2 separate regions of the Homo sapiens genome follow, and region 1 is linked to region 2. Evidence: read pairs that join two places in POLR2A ChIA-PET (ENCODE). Cell type or tissue: A673. All regions are shown on one strand.

The links. Peaks named below come from ENCODE experiments on the same cell type or tissue, not always from the same donor. Only the 100,000 strongest peaks of a DNase experiment are listed, where the experiment ranks them.
Region 1: POLR2A ChIA-PET joins it to region 2 with 5 read pairs; 3 of 35 experiments call an interaction of 5 or more read pairs at or near these places.

The regions. Positions count from the first base shown.
Region 1 is chr16:8,928,376-8,930,875 of GRCh38, reverse strand. It overlaps USP7 (ubiquitin specific peptidase 7), which reads left to right. Exons shown (of 31, transcript NM_003470.3): 2 at 479-583. Among named protein-coding and RNA genes, the nearest start is that of USP7-AS1, 33 kb to the left of the region's middle. RefSeq lists an enhancer at 2,014-2,073. In A673, no CTCF peak of the experiment used is centred here; DNase peaks (open chromatin) are centred at 1,315 and 2,305.
Region 2 is chr16:8,611,368-8,613,867 of GRCh38, reverse strand. No RefSeq gene overlaps it. Among named protein-coding and RNA genes, the nearest start is that of METTL22, 9.1 kb to the left of the region's middle. In A673, no CTCF peak of the experiment used is centred here; a DNase peak (open chromatin) is centred at 1,496.

The DNA.
Region 1 (2,500 bases), 320 kb before region 2:
TTCCTCAGCCTGCCAAATAGTTGGGATTGCGGGCATGCGCCACCACACCCAGCTAATTTTTGCATTTCTAGTAGAGACGGGGTTTCACCATGTTGGCCAGCCTGGTCTCGAACTCCTGGCCTCAGGTGATCTGTCCGCCTTGGCCTCTCAAAATGCTAGGATTACAGGCATGAGCCACCATGTCTGGCCTACATAAGAGATTTTATATAAAAAGTTTTGTGCAGAATATCATTGCAAATAAAGCAAATTATAGTGTGGTATAGCATGTTTTCAAATTCCATTTAGTGTTTCGAAACAGCGAAAGTTTGTATGTAGTAAACATTAGTATAAATATTTTTTGGATTAGAATGAATCTTTATTGTGGTACAATTGGAATTTATTAATGATTAGGCAACATCAAAAGTATAAGTTTATATTTTGCTTATTCTATTAAAGCCATGAATGTAAAACCCGTGGAATTTCTTTTTCTTCTTTAAAGCGGGAGATACAGATGACCCACCAAGAATTACTCAGAACCCTGTGATCAATGGGAATGTGGCCCTGAGTGATGGACACAACACCGCGGAGGAGGACATGGAGGATGGTAAGTGCCTGTGGTTCACCGCCTCGCAGTGGGCGGAAACTTGTCAGAAAACAGGTTCAGATCCATGCTTGGTACTTCTTGGGTACATCCTTGGGTACTTCTGAGCGTAGCTAGTTTTCAGGAGGCTGTAACTGAGGAAAATCCTGTTTGGGTTTTGAGTTTCAAGATTGCCTACACCATTGCCAGGTAAGTAGAGTCTCCCTAGCCTAGGCAAGGAGGTGTAATGTAGGTTTAAATTTAATAGGTGGGTATTTACTCCTGCCTGCAGGTCTCCAGCCACTGCTAGTATTGGGAACAACAAGCATGTCTTACTCTCCTTCTTGTTTGTTTGCAGCAAGATACGTGCAGACATTGGAACTTGGCTTTCCATTGCATTCTCATTGCAGGGTGTATATCAGTTGATGATAGCTATGAATCCCTCCCCGCTCCTGTTAGGGATGAAATCAGATTCAAGCTTTGGCCTTCATTCTCCCTCACTGAGTTTTGGTCTATAGCTTCTCTGTGAGAAAGCATACTCATATGTATGTGCATGGACATTTTTTGTGTAGGAAATCAGTTTTTTTCTTCCGAGACCATTCCTTCTTTAAATTTATCAAATTAGTGACCTCAATATTTGCACAGTCACACTTGTGAGTAGGGAGCAGCCAGTAATTGCAGTATGCAGCCCCTGGAGTCTTGAGTGTAATATGAAACCATGTTCTGTCAAAAAGCATGTCCATCAATCCTCATGAGGGTTGTGTCCTTCCCAGGGGAGTAACGGGGCAGTTGAAAGAAACCATCAGTCACGGGCTGCACCACCAGAAGGACTGCTGTTCAGACCTCCTGCCAAAAGTTCAGCCTCCATGAGAAACTGCAGCCGTAGTTGAGAGTTCTCTCACAGTGCGGTTTACCCCTGGCAGCTGGCTGAGGCAATATCTGAGGAAGGTAAAGAGGCGTGGTCTAAACCCGCTGCTTTGTTACCTGTGGAGTGCGCTTTCCACCGTAGACGAGGGCAATGGTGTGGGTGTGGTCTCGCTGGTTGTTGGGCTTTTGGAGGTTTTACTTTAGACATCTGAGATGCCGAAAGCGGTTGAGTGAGTGCATTTGGGAAGGCATGGCCAGCTCTGAGGCGCTAGGTGTGCGTTTGGGATCAATTCTAGCCACTTGTGTAGCAGTGACAGGCCCTGCCCTATCGGAACATTCCGGGTCTAGTTCCCACAGAGCAATCTGTTCCAACATTTCCCTACTGTTTTTTTCTTTTTTTTTTTAGGGGGGAGGTCTTGGGAGGAGACATAGATATAGGGCGGAGCTTCTTAGCTTCTCATGGCAACTTGGATAATTCTTGGTTGTGGGAGGCTGTCCTGTGCATTCCAGGATGCCCATGGCTGCTGCCCTCCACTTGCGGTCATGACATGTCTCTAGACATTGCCAGGTGTCTCCTGGGGAGAATGACTTATGAGGGGACAATATGGGTAAAGTCCCCTTCCTTTTGAGGTACATTTCACTAAATTAGTAGACAGTGGTGCCACGCCATAGGACCCGAAAGTGGAAATGCCCTTCTTGTGACCTCCTTGATGGAAAAAGCGTATAATCCGAGAAGGTTGAGTAATCTTCCGTAGCACCTTTCCTTGGTTTGGAACTGTGGTTGCCGTTGAAAGACCCAGCATGTAATATCTTTCTGATGGCAAAGTGCGTGGGAGGGAGGTGGTCCTGACTGTAGGAGAAGAACTTGTAGCTGAGGGCAGCGTTTTCCAGCTGCAGTACAAATTGCGCAATCCTCTTCTTCAGGGGATAAGTGTGTTGTGAAAAATGCACAGGATTCTAGGAAGTTGGATATGTGCTGGGCTAAACAAGCTTTATTTACTGTCGTATGTCTCAGGGTTGTCATATCAGAAGCAGCATAAATTGCTTATCCAAAATAAGTTTTTGTTAATGATT
Region 2 (2,500 bases):
TGCTAATAGGTGTATAGTGATATCCCATTGTTGTCTATAATTTGTAATTCCCTAACGACATTCTTTAATTTTTTTTTTTTTTTTGAAACAGGGTCTTGTGCTGTCACTCAGGCTGGAGTGCAGTGGTGCAATCACAGCTCACTGCAGCCTCAAACTCCAGGACTCAAGCAATCCTCTCACCTCTTTCTCCCAAATAGGTGGGACTACAGGTGCATGCCATCATGCCTGGCTAATTTTTTAAATTTTATTTTCAGTACAGTCAAGATCTCGCTATGTTGTCCAGGCTGGTCTCAAGCTCCTGGGTTCAAGTGACCCTCCCACATTGGCCTCCCAAAGTGCTGGGATTACAGGTGTGAGCCTCCATGCCTGGCCCCAAATGACAGTCTTAAAACATTTTTGTTGTGATATATAGCATTCATATAACACATCTATGCAACATATACAGTATATAAAGTATAACAAATAGTTATAAAGGAAACACCCATGTAATTACCAACAAGTTCAAGTTATAGATATTGCCAGAACCCCAGAAACTTCTGTTTATTTCCCCTTCACTCCCTTAGAAATACTCACCATCCTTTCTTCCGTGGTTCTCAGTAGTTTGCTTGTTTTTATAGTTTTACTGCCTAAGCATGCACCCTCACAATATAGTTTAGCTTTGCTTGCTTTGAACCTTAAATAGAATCACACTGTGTTGTATTCTTTTGTGTTTGATTTCTTGTTTACTCAATATTATAAGATGAATTGGGTGGACGTGGTGGCTCATACCTATAATCCCAGCACTTTGGGAGGCCGAGGCGAGCAGACCATGAGGTCAGGAGATCGAGACCATCCTGGCCAACATGGTGAAACCCTGTCTATACTAAAAATACAAAAATGAGCTGGGTGTGATGGTGCACGCCTGTAATCCCAGCTATCGGGAGGCTGAGGCAGGAGAATCGCTTGAACCTGGAAGGCGGAGGTTGCAGTGAGCCGAGATCATGCCACTGCACTCCAGCCTAGGTGACAGAGAGAGATTCCATCTCAAAAAAAAAAAATATATATATATATGATGATGTATATATATATGATGATGTATATATACACACACACATATATATACACATATATGATGATGTGTATATATATACACATATATATACATATATGATGATGTATATATATACACATATATATATGATGAAGTGTATATATATACACACACACATATATATATGATGAATCTATGCTTGGTCCCATATGGTTTGTTCATTTCATAGCAGTATATTTCAAGGAATGAATGTAATACGATGATTTATTCAAACCACTGAGATGGACATTGGGTTGATTCCATTTTAGCTATTTCATCTCTGTTCCTGCCACAGTATTAGGCTGGGTTGACCCCACATGGAGCAAAAATGCCACAGTTAATTTGCTCCAGCAAGTTCCACCCCTCTTTCAGGGGTATAGTAGCACACAGTGCAAGTAACATTCTAAACTCTATCCAGTCCTATCTGGGTGGAAATGACTCATATAATTATAAAACACTGAGGCATCTCAGATTATCCCACTAGGTCTCTTCTTTACTGAGAATGTCCAAACTAGCTCCAGAGAACATTTTGTGCTGAGTGTTAGTTCCTATTTCTTAGTGGCATCTTGAAATCTCCAGTGCAGGTGTGCAGGCATGGTCTTGACATTTAGTGACATGGGGCCATGATAGATGACTGTGAATCCATGATCATGAAGGGGTGGGTGACTGTGGTTCTGCTCATAGACAGGCTTTCTTGTTTGTTTCTGAGACTCCTCTGGGTGTCATAGCTGCATTGAGTAAAAACCTCCAAGAACATGTTGTGGTTTGAAATGCTGGACTTGCTGGATAGGGACTAGGCTGGAGGGTGAAGGGAAGAATGGAATCAGGTCAGGAGAGACCTTAGCCAGTTTAAGGGAGGCTGGGGTTGAGAATCTGGCCTCTGCATTTGAGCAGACCTGGATTCAACCCCATCTGTGAGACCTTGGGCAACCTCTCTGAGGGTCAGTTTCCTCATGAGTGAAATGGGACAGGCTTAGTCAATGCCTCCCTATCTGAAATGCCTTCCCTATCAGCACCATCCCCTGAGAACAAGAGTGGGGCTGCTGTTAGAGATTTAGAACACAGACTGCCCTTTTCATTGTGTTCCTGGCCTTTGTGATTTTTCCCTCCCCCCTCGCATTTTTCTCTTTTTCAGCTGATGATACACCACAAGCCTTCAGATCTAACAGATATGCTTTGATAAGATGGCTCACCATTAGTTCCTTTCATCTTGGGAACACTACGCAAACCAAATCTAATCAATACAGGACATTGAGGGCTCATGGAGGGTCCACATCTTCCAGAGCACTGCCTGGGGATGAGATTGCATCACCTGAGTGCTCACACCCGGCTAGATGTATCTGCCCCATACCCACCCAGTGATGCAGAACACAGTGTCCAAGGCCTGGACTCCCGCTGCATCCTTACATGCACCATCTCTAATTATCCTGG